Regions from separate parts of the Homo sapiens genome. Here region 1 is linked to region 2. Evidence: chromatin contacts called from ENCODE Hi-C or POLR2A ChIA-PET data. All regions are on one chromosome and are shown on one strand. Each heading gives the region's core, a stretch centred on a gene start or an enhancer-like site at or near the end of the contact. The rest is flanking DNA. Distances are from core to core; before and after follow the strand shown. Region 1 holds the start of EFNA3 (ephrin A3). Region 2 holds the start of KCNN3 (potassium calcium-activated channel subfamily N member 3).

Region 1 (7,608 bases), core at 4,374-6,873, 210 kb before region 2:
ATAGGCAGCAGACACACAGAAAAGCTGGGCTGTATGTGTGCTGGCCCGCATGCCAGTATTGGTTGACCCCACCAATCTGGGGGTCTCCCCCTGCCCTCCCCATACTACAGTATCACTGGCTTCTGTACCTTGAGTCCCGTGACAGAGACCCCACCCTGAGGCCAAGGACAGTTAGGCTCCCAGGAACTTTAAACACATGAGGGCGCTAAGGGACTCAGTACCAAGACTCCACATGGCATCATGCCAACCAGCCCAAACTTCTGTCTCATTGTGCACCTCCTTCCTCAACCTGGCACAACGGCCCCCCTTAATGATGCTGGGCAGAGCAGTGGGCACAGGGCCTAGACAAGATGGCTGCGCCTCTTATTTCCCTGATCCCTCTTTGGGACAGAGAAGCAGATGCTGGGTCCCTTGTAATCCCCACCTGCCTTGCTAGTCACCATCAAAGTGTTGGTCTTAACACCCTCGATGGCAGTAGTGAGCGGTGTGGGGATGGAGAAACCTCTGAATGGAGAAAGAAACTCGGAGAGGGGGCAGGAGTTTTCCCTAATTTCTTTAGCGTAAGAATGCACATATCTTGGCAGTGCAAGGAGAGTGGTGGACACAGAAAGGCATGGGGTCCTTGGCAAAATGTCATACCACGGGGTCCCTAGTCCCTGGGAGCTCCCTGGGGGGAGAGACTGGCTCCCTATGTCACCAGGCACCACCCAGTTCCCCAAACAGTAATTAGATCCATTAAAGAAATGAGCGTGGAGGCTTCTGCACACGGTGGGGCCTTGGGGGTCCCTCCCCCCTGACCCCACTTCCTTGGCTTTGCTTGTGCTGTCCCCTCCACCAGCAACCCATTCCAAGCCTGACAGTGAGGCAGGCAGAGAGCTGATGTTTGGGTACCCCAGTAAGAATTGGCACAGCCTCCTTTGGTCATCAGGAATGCCACCAGCCCCACTCTGTTCCCATGGGATTAATGGGTCACTCAGGCCCCTCCCTTGCCCTGGCACTCAGGTGGGCAGGAGCCTCGGCCTGCGGCACTGGGAGCAGGAAAACGGGTTAGACCAGGCCTGGCTCCAAACTGCCATCCTAGGCTTGCCTGTCCGTCACCAACCCACAGTCTGTTCCTCCCCTCAGGCCTTGGGGAGGGGGCCTCCAGTGGTGAGGGTGCCAGGTCTGGAGCAGCTGCACAGCCACACTGGGATCTCTGTCTTTGAGCCTCACCCATGTTTCCAGTCCCACTCTGAAGCAGCCCCTCCCTGCTGTACCGCCCAGTTCCCCCTACAACACACCCCATTCCAGCAGGGAGGAAGCCAACACCCAAGGTATTCCTACAGGTAATTCCATTTCCTCAACAGGGCAGGACTAGCCTTATAAAAAAGGTTGCAGGGCGACCACAGGTGAAGGGAAGCCATCTGTTATGTACTCCTGCGCTGGGTGGCAGGAACAGCTCCTGAAATGCCCCCCCAAGGCTGGGCATGTGAGAGAAAGACCTGCCGGTGGGGTGGCTGGGCCCAGTTGGTACACAGAGGGCACGGGGACAAACGGGGTGAGAGCCAGGAATTCCCAGCCACAACTCTTTGGAGACCCAACGTGTCTGCTTGGCTTGGGCACTTTAATTGAATCTGTCATCCTCCCTCCTTCTCCCTAGCAGTGCGGAGAGAGAGGTGCCGCTGGGCCCACGCGAAGCTCCGCAGCTAACCCCGCCTCTAGGGCCGCGCCTCCTGCGGAAGGGTGGGGGTGGGCTGGGACCTGGGGACCGGGTTGTGCCCTGCCCCTTCGTACTGTTCTCTCTTCTTGCTCCACTTCATCCCCTATAGCCTCTCGCCTCTCTTGCAGAAAGGCGAATGCCGACACACCCCATTTGGAGGGGGTGTCCCCTCACCCCGTTATTTCGGTCTCTCCTGGCTCTCACAGCCTCTGAGGCGCATCCCGACACCTCTCTCTCGCTTTCAGTGCCCTGCCGGCCCGCGCCTGGCTCCACTTAACCCGGAGTGTCCGCGGAGGGGGCAGGCGGGCGGAGCGGGGAAGGAGCAAACTTCTCCCCCAGCCCGGGGCAATTAGGGCAGGTAAACAGGGTGTCCAACAAGACCAGGGAGTAGGGAAAGGATCCCAGGGGGCCCTGAACTTGTCAAATCCTCGCCATCCTCCACCCCCAGCCCCGGTCTTAGACGCCGGGCTGCAGAGTTACAGGGGTGGAGGACGAATGTAGACCCGGGTTCCTCTTCCCTCTAGCGCGCGCCCCCGAGGCTGCGCGCCGCCCGCTCCAGCAGGCGAGGCCGGACCACGTGTGCGCGGCGTGGGGTCCGCGCGCCCGGGCTTTGAGGGTGGTGGCGGTGGTGGCGGGAACGCTGGGGGGCGGCGGTTGCACGCTGACACCTCTGCGCCCCTCAGGCGCCCTGGGCCTCGGCGCCCCGCCCGTCCCAGTCTGGACAGCCCAGGTCTGGGCGCAAGGCTTCCCTGGGCCGCGTCGGGTGGGGGAGAATCAGCGCGCCCGACACCTCCGCCCCTCCTCCCTGCGACAGCGGCGGCGGCGGCGGCGAAGGTTTATTGATCTGCAGCGGCGGAGAGGAGCGAGAGACCTGCCGAAAGCGAGACACAGAGACGGAGTGAGGGGGAGACACACACCGACAAGGGGAGGGTGGCAGAGGCCGGATTCACTGAAAGGGGAAAGGAAGGGAGACACAGTGCGAGAGAGACGCAGAAACCGAGAGAGGCAGGGAAGAGAACGAGAACCGAGAGTCTTGGAGAACAGGAGAGACAGGCAGGCCAGAGAGGCCCACAGACGGCGGAGACGGAGACAGAGACGCAAAGGAGAGAAGCAGGGACAGGGAAGGGTGCAAGGCTGAGACTCAGAGACTGGGAGAAAACACAGAGAAAGACCATCAGGGACGTAGTAGAGCCTCAATAAATATTTGTTGAATGAATGCATGAATGAAAGAGAGATCAGCAACAGAAGCATTTCAGAGATAGGTCGAGAGACAGCTATATAGAAAGATGTTCCCGAAGCTCCTTGAGAACGGAGCAAATACCAACATCCTTGCTCAGTTCTGCAAAGAAATGAAACACAGGCCAGGGGGCATATATTTGGCCATCGGCCGTCCCAACCCCCCTCACCAAGTTCGATTCCCGGCTTAGGGGACTCCTCGACCTCATACTCTAATGCATCGCTCCAATACAGTCCCCCCATCCCTAGTTTCTGGGCCAGATTGGGAACAGGTCTCTCCTGTTCCACGGGACTAAATGGAAGTACTGAGTGGGGGGCAGAGGGCTAGGTCGCGGCCGGTGTGCAAGGCACAGTCCCCAGGTCTGTCAAAGGAGGCCGACGCACGTGACCCCCCCAGGAGGCGGGGTCGCAAGACCCTCCCCACGTGACCCCAAGGGGCAGAGACCCTCCGCACGTGACGGGAGGTGGGAGCCAGGAGCCCAGCTCACGTGACTAGGGGGAGGGGGCGCGGGAGCCTGTGGCTCGGTCGGCCCCGCCCCCAGCTCCCCGGCCCTCTCCATTCTCGGCTCCGGAGCACGTCGCTCTCACGATTTATGGGGCCGCGGCTGCCGCAGTGAGGGAGCCGGGGAGCCCGGGCGCAGCGGCAACAAAGGCCCGGGAAGCGAGGCGGGGGCGGCGGCAGCCTCCTGGCCCGGTGTGCGCCCCCTCCTACCTCTGCCGGCCCAGGCCCGCACGGAGTAGAGAGGACAGAAAGGAGGCTCCCGGAACCCGGGCTCCCCCACCCGCTCCCTGAGCTTTCACCTGCGCCCAGGTGTATGCGGGGGAGGGGAACCTGATCAACACCTCCCCCCACCAAACCTATTCCCGCATCCTCCCCGGCTCTGGCTTCCCCTAAGAACGCTGAGGTGCTCCAAGGGTGGCGGGGAACCCGGGGCCCCTCACCTGCGAGCTCTCCGTTCCCCGCCAGACTCTAGCGGGGTGGGGGGCGGACGTGTGAGTCTGGGGGAGGGGGCTGAGCTAGATAGAGCTGGAAAGTCAGCCCCCAGCGCCCCCCGGAGTTCTTGGAGTCCCGCTCCGGGGGGGAGGGGCCACGTCCCCACCCCCGAGGTTTCCATGGGAAGCGAGAGGGGGGCGTCGTTGGCTCATCCCCACCCCCAGTCTGACACTCCGGGCGCGAGGAGGGAGAGAGGGGGAGGCGCGGAGCCCCAAACAACAAAGAGCGGAGCGGCGAGCGGCAGCCCCTCCTCCGAGAGGTTGGGGGTCGCGGCCGCCCGGCCCTCCCGGTCCCCTCCCCTGGGGTCTGGCCATTTGCTCCCTGGTCGGTCGGTCCCTGGGGTGGGCAGCCAGAGGCAGTGCTGCCGCCACCGCCCGGGCAGGTGTGACAGTGACCCCCGCGTCCCCAGGGATCTCCCCCTACTAACACACAGACACACACTGATGTGGCCAGGGAGATACACACGGCGGCTTGGCGGGGAGGAGAAGACAAGGGCAGCAAGGACTGAGCAGAATGAGGACCCGGCCCCGCAGCCAGCACCCGGCCACCGCGCCACACACCCCGGGAAACCACACGGCCGCCCTGACACCCGCCCAGACCGCGGCGGCGCCAACAGCCACCCCAGCCCAGACGCAGCTGGCCGCGCGGACAGCGACCGCAGCCCCTTCCCCGACCCGCAGCCCGCTCCCACCCCCAGACGATCGCCGACGCAGACACACAAATCACACACTCAGACACACACGCACACTGACAGCCGCGCACGCCCGCTCACACTTGGAGCCATTCGCCGTCCCCAGCCCGGGCGTGTGTGTGCGTGTGTGACACACCGACATCTCTCTGCCGCCTTCCGTCTCGCCGGTACCCCACGTTCCCATCCTAACCAAGCAGCATTCCCAGGGCCCCCCAACTCAGCGACCCAGCCCTAGCTCACCCTAGCCGGGCTTATCCACACAACCAAGACAACCCATTCGCCTTCCTTCTAGGGAGGTGCTCGGTCGGACTCCCTGCCTCAGCTCTGGACCCCACTTTTAAAAGCAGGAGTCCTAGACAGAACCCCTGGAAGCCCTCATGGCCAAAAACAGGTCATCCCTGGGCCCCAAAATGCAGCGGCCTATCCCCAGCACAGCGCTACCCCCAAACCCCAGCCCAACTGGTGGGACTATGGGACAGGGGCATGCTATTCCAGCGGCGGGTGCGGAGAGAAGCCAAGATGGGGTGGGGGGCCCCTCCAGCAGCCTCCTCCACACGGCCCGAGCGCTCCTTACTATAGCCCAACAGCCTCTTCAGACACCCCCGAGTTTCCTAGACGCCCACAGAGTGCGTCCCCCTCTCCGTCCCCTCCCAGCCCCCAGCTCTGGTCTCCCAGGACTCCCACCCCGGGATCCCCCAGGACTTCTCGGGCCCACCGGCTCCCCCTCTCACTGAGACGGGACGCGCGGACTCCCAGGGTCCCCGACTCACTGCTGGTTGGAGCTGTTCCAGTACACCGCATGCCGGTTTCCCAGCGCCCCTCCGGGCCCTTGGGCCAGCAGCGGCAGCAGCGGCACGGGCACGAGCAGCAGCAGCAGCAGCAGCGGAGCCGCCGCCATCCCCGGAGCCGCCGCCGCCGCCGCCCCCCGACTGAGCCCCGCGCTCCCGGCTTCTCCGCTTCCCAGCTCCCTGCTGCCGCCGCCGTCGGCCCCCAGCCTTAGGCCACGCCCCCAGCCCTTCCCTCCGCCCTCCTGGGCGCGCCCCCGAAGCCCCGCCCCTGGCGCGCCCCCGACAGGCCCCGTCCCGCTCCGGTCGGGAGCGCGCGACGCGTGGGAGGTGGGGACCGTACTGCCCCCTCGGGAAAGACCAGCGCGTGCCTCGTCTCTCCTTCTTGAGTTCAGTTTGCTACAACTGGTCCTGGGTCTTTTGCTCCCCAGGCTGAATTTCCCAGAAGGATTTGGGAACCCAAGATAAGGATCTCGATCTCAGGGAAGCCCAATCATCTCTGGGAATGAGGGGAAGGAGAAGACTTGAGAAGAAGTTGGGGATCCAGGACCTCTTAGTAAGTAGGGCTGGACCCCTTCCCTTCTGAAAACTGTGGCCCTCTGCTGCGTCCATGCCCCCTTTTCCCGTGTGCATGAGGACTCAGGTGGGCACAGAAGGGTGGTGGAGAAGTCCTCAGCTGGCACCAAGGCTTTGACAGCTGGTGACCTGAAGCCCCCAGCTGAGCATGAGGCTTGTTTATCTTGGAGGCAGAGTAAAAGAGCTCAGCCCCTGAGAATGTCAATACTGGGAGCTGTAAGAGTCTTCAGTGGTCCAGAACCCAAGGCGCAGGAGGGGGTCAAGGAGAGAGTCAGCTGGGGCAAAGCAGGGTTCCCTGGACACCTACAAAGGATTCCTCACTGGCACTTAGGCAGGGCCCCTCCCGGGGCAGCCAGGGTTGTCCCCAGGGATTCTCACTCCTACTCTCAGAGACGCTGATCCTGAGTCAGAGGGCAGAGCACCTTGTGTTCCAGCTCTCACCACAGTCATTGTCCTCACAGTGACACCCAAGCACACACATCACACACACACATTCAGGAAAAAAGGCACAGTCACCCAAAGGCAGAGAACATAGAGACACAGGTGCCTGACACAGACATATGGACACACAGGTACACCTTCCAGACACACATAGGAAAGGGTACTATCAGACTGCTAGAGATCAGGCACAGAGACACCCAAGCACACACCTATATCCATCCACACACAACACACACACAAACCCACATGCATCCTGACACACACAGTTCCTTGCTCTCCTCTTCTCTCTTTCTAGGAAGTAGAAGTTCAGGAAAAGGGTTCAGAAACCAGACCTAGGGCTATCTGTCCCTTATCTCTTCTCTTTTGGAGAGGCCCAGACCAGGCGGAACCAGGCCTGACTGGGTTCTCAGAACGCAAGCCAACCACCTGTGTCCAGGGAGACAGGCATGCTGCTACTTTGCTTCTATCCTTCAGGAGAGGGAACATGCAGGCACCTCCCTATCTGCTTATCTGTGGCAGGACAGAGTCTTGACCACAAGTCAGCCTCAGGTGCTAGGCTGGGGGCAGGGGCGGTGCTATCCAGAATAGGTTCAGTGTCTGACTGCTGCCAGGTGAGAGTAGTCTCTGTTTTCTCTGGGCTCCTCTCCACCCCAGGAGATCTCTTCTTCCTTCTCAGGAGCCAGCAAATAAATTAGGCCCCTTGGGATGGGAGTGGGGGACTCTGCAAACAGCTCTCCCTCCCTGCAGGCTCCTCATCCCCAGAGAGATTTGTTTCACCCAAATGATGCTAACCTGCTTACTCCAGGTGCCACAAATCCCAGCCCCCTCCACTCAAATCATATTCCCTGCTCCACAAGGGCAGCTTCTCTCTGTAGGGGCCCACAGTTGGCAGAGACGCTGCTCATATTGATAGTGAACAGGAACTTGCTGGTTTGGTCTAGGACTTTAAATTCCATTTTAGAAAAGATATATCCCTGTTTATCGAATCTAGGTTCTGCTTAAGAATTTGGGCCTTTTTCTATAGGGCCTGGGTACTCTTTAGAATCTGGCACCCCCACACCCACCCTCCAATAATAACTGAGCCCTTCTCTTAGAATCCGGAGCCCTCTCTACAGGATTTAAGCAGCTCTCTCTATGGAGTCGAAGCCTCTGGTTTTGAAGTTGAGATACTCTTTATAGGGCCTAG
Region 2 (6,708 bases), core at 1,849-4,348:
GCGCACAGCCTGTATGTAATGATATAGGAGGCAGTAATATGCTGATAAATGTTGAACAGCCAGGAAAGATTTAGCAAGCGGCTTCCAGGAAAACATAAGCTCTAATTTACAGTGTTAGCCGATTTCTGTGGTGTAAATACTCTGATCATGGCTGATTTCAAGCTGCTAATGTGACATCACTGTGGAGTTAGGAAGAGATGTGTATGGATGATCAGAAGGTCATCTTGCCTGTGGTCACACAGCCATCCCTGCAGCAGAGAACGGTTCCAGCCTGGGCAGTCTGACACTTGAGCCCAAGCTCTAAACATGACATTGTCCTCCTCCTCCTGTTCATGACAGGATAGCTGTAACAAGGGGCATGAGCTGGCTCCGTGGCATCAGCTGTCAAGTTCCAGCCCATTTCCAGATAACCACTGATCTTTGGTGCTGGCATAGTTAGGGCTCTACCCAAGCTATCTTTCATCCTTATCCATGATGGCAGGACGTGCTCTGATAGGCCCCATTTGGATCCCATTGGCACAGCCAGAAGAACTGGAGGCAAGAGGCTGGCCAGAAAGGTTAGCTGAGGCAGAAGGCAGCTCATGGGGGTAGAGTGAGCATAGGAATACCCAGGCCTGGAGCCTGTTCTCCAAAATTGATTTTTCACAGCCCAGAAAACTGTATCCAACACTAAAAAACCAACACGAACAGCACATTTTTGCTACTAACAACATATTCATGATAATTTATTAGAGGATCATTAAACCTAAGTATGCGATCTGGAGCCTTGAACCAAGCAGGTGGCTCTGTCTGCGGATGGAGGAGAGGGAGGGAAATCAAGAATACAGAAGGGAAGGGCAGGGAAGGCAGAGGATGCTGAAGGGGTTGGGGGTGGGTTCTAGAGGGCTTGGTCATGGGAAAACACATGAGACCCCAGGCTTGCATCTGAGGCCTGGTACTGTGACTTCTAGTGTGTGTGTGTGTGTGTGTGTGTGTGTGTGTGTGTGTGTGTGTGTGTGTGTTGGCAGGGGTAGGGGAAATGATTATGTCATTGATATCAAGATTATTATTTTATATATATATATATTTAGAGACAGGGTAACACTCTGTCGCCCAGGTTGAAGTGCAGTGGCGCTATCACAGCTCACTGCAGCCTCAAACTCTTGGGCTCAAGCAGTCCTCCTCCCTCAGCCTCCTGGGTAGCTGGACTACAGGCACTCGCCACCATGTCCAGCTAATTTAAAAAATTTTGTAGAGTCTGGGTCTTGCTATGTTGTCCAGGCTGGTCTCGAACTCCTGACTTCAATCAACCCTCCTGCCTTGGGCTCCCAAAGTGCTGGGATTATAGGCATGAGCCACCATGCCTGGCCAGAATCAAGATTATTGTGCAAGAGTAATTGTCACGTATCTGGGGTCGTGGCTTGTATTACAAGTAATATTTAGCTCTCAATCATCAGGGTTAATGGGGGATTGGAGAGGTGAGAACTGATATACAGAGGGGACTCTGGGCTCATTTTGGGGGGGCTCTGTCCCTCCCTGATCTGGACACTTGCTGCTTACCAGTCAGGAATGCTGTTTTAGGAGCTTCCTATGTGTATATGTGTGCATGTGTGCATGCATGGGCTAGTGTGTGCACACAACCATGTACACATGTGCACATATGTCCACCTGCTTACATGTTTTCTGGATGTGTGTCTGTGTATGTGTGCATGGATCTCCTACCCTTTCCTCTTCCCATCGAGGGAGGGAGCTGGACAGAGGCCAAAGGGTGATGGGGAATCAAGAGCCAGAGAGGAAGAGGCCTGCCTTTTAAAACCCCAGGTGTTCTGGGGAATTCCCTCATGGTGACTTCCTTTCTGATTCCTAAGGCTGCTGTGGTTAGAAATGAAAATGAATTCAGCTCTGGTCCCATCCTTTGGAACCCCCTCTGCACACAGTGGGGGCTTAATAAATACTTGATGATGATGGTTCTGAACCTGGGAAGCCAGCAGCTGTTCCTAGTTCTGACTCTCAGAGCCCCATGGGGCAAATCAGGCAGGGAATGACCATGGGGGAATCTTCAGTCTTCCTGCCAGATCCCCCTGTGACTACACACCCAGCTGTTAGGGAAGGGGCTGGAGCCATGGTCCACTTCACACACCCTGCTTTGGAGAGGCCAGTTCTTCCTCAGCAGCTTCTCTTTTGTTTTCCCCAACTAACATTTGAACAATATTTATTGAACAACCACTTTGTACTGAATATCATAGTGGAAATGCATCCTGGGAGAAAGTATCTGATCTGTGGGGTCAGACTGACTAAGTTCAAATCCCAGCATCTTTAATTACAAGCGGGATGACATCTGACAAGTTACATATCTATGTTTGAGCGTTTGAGTGTTTTTTCCACTTTCCTTTCTCTCCTTCTTCTCCTTCTCCTTCTTCTTCTTCTTCTTCCAATTTTCATCTGTAAAAGGAGAGTGATGACATCATTTTTGTGGGGTTGATGTGAGGGTTGGAAATAACAGAGAGGACCCTGAACACGAGGCGTAGGCACTCAGTCAATGGTAGGTGAGTTTATCCACCGGGTGTTAGAAGGTGTGGATCCCCCCTGCTTCTGTGACCTTGACGTTGTTACTCAACACCTCTAAGCATCAGGCTTTGTAAATGAGACCATACTGCCCACCTCCTTGGGTGTTTGGAGACTGTATCCGGATAATATATGTGAAACAACCTATCGTAAACCCTGGTGGTTAATAAATGTTTGCCTTCCCCTCCGTCTGCCCCCTCATCAGGGTGCACACCTCCCCTCCTTCGGAGGCCCTCTGTCCCTCCTCCCCATCGCCCAGCGTGAGCGAACATCCCTTATCGCCGTGGGCTTAAGGGTTGTGGCCATACCTGTCAGAGGAAAGAGGACAGCGGCTCAGCTCCGGGGTGGGGGAGCAAAAACTACAGTTCCCAGTCCTCGCTGCGCCGCCACTGGGGCCGGAGCCCAGGACGCCAGGCCCCTCCTCTGGGGAGGAGCCTATGCGGGGGGCGGAGCTAGGAGGAGGTTGGAGAGTTAAGCCAAGCCAATGAGACCAGCTGCTAATAAGTGGGCTTGGCTTACAATGTAACAGTGGCAGGAGGAGGCGAGCGAAGCTATTGAGCCAGCGAGGAGTGAAGCTGAGCCTGGCCTCACACGCTCCTAGAGGACCACCTCCTGAGAGAGTTCTTTCACCCCCTCTTCTTTCTCCAAGCTCCCCTCCTGCTCTCCCTCCCTGCCCAATACAATGCATTCTTGAGTGGCAGCGTCTGGACTCCAGGCAGCCCCAGAGAACCGAAGCAAGCCAAAGAGAGGACTGGAGCCAAGATACTGGTGGGGGAGATTGGATGCCTGGCTTTCTTTGAGGACATCTTTGGAGCGAGGGTGGCTTTGGGGTGGGGGCTTGTGCTGCAGGGAATACAGCCAGGCCCCAAGATGGACACTTCTGGGCACTTCCATGACTCGGGGGTGGGGGACTTGGATGAAGACCCCAAGTGCCCCTGTCCATCCTCTGGGGATGAGCAGCAGCAGCAGCAGCAGCAGCAACAGCAGCAGCAGCCACCACCGCCAGCGCCACCAGCAGCCCCCCAGCAGCCCCTGGGACCCTCGCTGCAGCCTCAGCCTCCGCAGCTTCAGCAGCAGCAGCAGCAGCAGCAGCAGCAGCAGCAGCAGCAGCCACCGCATCCCCTGTCTCAGCTCGCCCAACTCCAGAGCCAGCCCGTCCACCCTGGCCTGCTGCACTCCTCTCCCACCGCTTTCAGGGCCCCCCCTTCGTCCAACTCCACCGCCATCCTCCACCCTTCCTCCAGGCAAGGCAGCCAGCTCAATCTCAATGACCACTTGCTTGGCCACTCTCCAAGTTCCACAGCTACAAGTGGGCCTGGCGGAGGCAGCCGGCACCGACAGGCCAGCCCCCTGGTGCACCGGCGGGACAGCAACCCCTTCACGGAGATCGCCATGAGCTCCTGCAAGTATAGCGGTGGGGTCATGAAGCCCCTCAGCCGCCTCAGCGCCTCCCGGAGGAACCTCATCGAGGCCGAGACTGAGGGCCAACCCCTCCAGCTTTTCAGCCCTAGCAACCCCCCGGAGATCGTCATCTCCTCCCGGGAGGACAACCATGCCCACCAGACCCTGCTCCATCACCCTAATGCCACCCACAACCACCAGCATGCCGGCACCACCGCCAGCAGCACCACCTTCCCCAAAGCCAACAAGCGGAAAAACCAAAACATTGGCTATAAGCTGGGACACAGGAGGGCCCTGTTTGAAAAGAGAAAGCGACTGAGTGACTATGCTCTGATTTTTGGGATGTTTGGAATTGTTGTTATGGTGATAGAGACCGAGCTCTCTTGGGGTTTGTACTCAAAGGTAGGGGCTGTGGTTTCTCTTTATACCTTGAACAAAAGGAATATGTAGGTAGCAAGAGAGGGATTGAGAGAGGGGGATTGTGAGAGAGAGAGATTGAGAGAGAGAGAGAGAGAGAGAGAGAGAGAGAGAGATTGAGAGATTGGGAGGGAGACTGGGAGAGAGAGGTGGTGGTGGTGGTGAGAGGCGCTTGCTCAGTTATATTCAACACTCTAACTTCCCGTGGTTTTCCTTCTTGATCCCGGGAGAATTCATTCCTAGCTTCCTCTGGGGGGTAGGGGACATCCCCACACACTGTGTCTAATTTGCAGACTCTCTGTTAGGGAGGATTCAATAATCCCTTCTGAGAAATCGCTTTTCCTCCTGGCTCACTCGTACTAAAGCATAACCCAGCAGCTTAACGCACCAATTAATTACACTCCGCCTTCATGTGTTTGCCAGTTCCTGCGACTTCCCCTTCTTTCCTCCCCTCCCTGCTCCACTCCATTTTCCTGAGGATAAAAAAGAAATAAATGTCTGGGTGGGGGGTGGGGATTCCGTACCATTGCCCAAGTCCCTTCTCTCCCTGTCTTCTCCATCTCTTCCCAAGTTTCTGTTTCCCTCCTCTTCTCAGAGAGTCTCGGGCAAAATAGAAAACCATCCATGACCTGGGTCTCCTGAGGGCATGGGGTAAAAATATAGGTGGAGGAAATCAGTGGTCCTTTCCCTCAGGAGAGAGGACTCAGAATAAACCTGCTGCTGCTTCGTAAACATCTCCTGATAAAAATGGCTACAGGTGTTACCTGGGCAGAGCAGCTGGGCGCCGCCTTGGAATCAGCTGGGGGAGCACCTCTCCTTGGGACGGGATGACAGGGCTTCCCAGGCGGTCCCCACAAGCCCGCGCCCCAGCTCAGCCCCAGTTCTCCCCTCCCACCTCAACTCCTCCTTGGGATAAATAAAGATGAGTGTGTGTGTGAGTGCGCGCCCGGATGGAGAACAGCAGGCACTGGCTTTAGCGGGGAGCTGGCCCCACTGCTCCAGCCTCTCAGTCCAGCCCCAAGACGGAGGAGGGGGTTTCCCTCCCAGAGGGAGTGGAGATGGAGGAAGGTGGGTTTCTGCCGATGCTCTGCTTGCCGGGGAGCTCTCCTGCTGTGGGCTGGAAGGCTTGGAGACCTGGGAATCGGTGGACAAGTGGCTCCACGATACCCCCACCCCCAATTTGTTGGTGTGTGTGTGTGTATGTGCGTAATGTTTGTACGTATGCATGCGCCTGCTTGTTGCTTGGGTTTTTCTATTTATTTGTCATTTGGGGCAGGGGGTGGCTTGGTGGGGGGGTGGCTGGGCGGGCTGGCCATCGGGTAGCTGGGAGGGGTTCAGCTGTTGGAGGTTTCAAATAGAGCTTGTTTCAGGCAGGGCACAGCTGCTGCGAGACTGTCACATTCCTTATTGAAATCCAGCCGCAAAAACCTAGGAGGTGCTGATCGGATTTCCCCCATTCCCAGCATCTCACTTTAATCGGTGATGGGCAGACTTTCCCGCCCTGGAAACGGGTGGGGCAGACCTGTCAGACGACCTGAATAGCCAGGACCAAGACTTCCAGGCAGAGGGTCCTCCAGCAACCCGGCTGCTCTCTCAGTGGGCTGCCCCAGCGGAGGGCAGCACCTGGAAGCCGCCTTAGTCAAAATAGCTCAAGGATGAGCGTCTCAGCGAGCAGAAGCGAGTGGGGTTTCCCTTGGAAGCGCAGCTCACTTAGTCATTCCCTGTAATGAGCCTCTGCGTCTGCGGGTCCTTCTGCTCGCTGCCTTCTCAGAACCGCCTCTCCTGCTGGGCGCTCCAGGATATGGGGCTGGCAGCCTCGCTAGGACTGGCAGCTGCCCTGGTCACAGCCCTGGCTCTCTCCAGTCCTCCCTTGGAGACCAGGGGCCCTCACTGGGGAAAACTGATGAAGGCCCAAATGCAAGGGGGGTGTGGGGAAGGGGCAATCCCAGCACCTTCTCTTTCAGTGACACCCGTAGTCAGAGTTCTTAAGGAAACGGCTATTCCCAGAGACAGTGGCTGTGCACAGATCCCAGTGTGGGATCTATGCACATTTGTCTTAACGCGACGGGAGAGTCACCACTCTGCAGGATCAGGCCCTCTTCCCTGCCTGGGGCAGGTGCCACCCCTGAGGGGGAGCTCAGGGAAAGGGGCTTTCCCAGAGATGCGGAAGGCAGATTTTAGGTGAATGAAAGGGGAGGCCACCTGAGGTGCTTGGCTCCCCGCATTTCTGAATCACAGACCCTCATAGCAGCAGTGGCGTGCACCGAGGGGGCAGTAGCTGAGAGGTCCTTCTTGCCTCAGCGGCCACTTCCTGTGTGCCTTGGGGCTGGTCTTGAGATAAGCAGA

What was found. A loop is a pair of places that touch in the nucleus more often than their neighbours do. ChIA-PET counts read pairs that join two places held with the same protein, here RNA polymerase II (POLR2A). Pooled maps may share reads with other maps.
Region 1: a map of Caco-2 shows a loop between it and region 2 (4-fold over the local background). The contact joins the promoter of EFNA3 here to the promoter of KCNN3 in region 2. A Hi-C loop is called at or near these places in 1 of 168 maps with a recorded cell type or tissue (Caco-2), 2 of 37 single-sample maps with no recorded cell type and 7 of 50 pooled maps. POLR2A ChIA-PET finds 5 or more read pairs at or near these places in 1 of 52 experiments (activated T-cell).

Annotation. Positions count from the first base shown.
Region 1 is chr1:155,076,852-155,084,459 of GRCh38, reverse strand. EFNA3 (ephrin A3) reads right to left here and starts at 5,623. Exons shown (of 5, transcript NM_004952.5): 1 at 5,391-5,623. The coding sequence starts at 5,518. The region is part of intron 1 of EFNA4-EFNA3 (EFNA4-EFNA3 readthrough); the gene reads right to left. RefSeq lists enhancers at 1-149, 2,421-2,500 and silencers at 3,419-3,488, 5,365-5,514, 5,545-5,704.
Region 2 is chr1:154,866,671-154,873,378 of GRCh38, reverse strand. KCNN3 (potassium calcium-activated channel subfamily N member 3) reads left to right here and starts at 3,098. Exons shown (of 8, transcript NM_002249.6): 1 at 3,098-4,347. The coding sequence starts at 3,415. RefSeq lists enhancers at 3,229-3,318, 2,391-3,347, 4,755-5,274.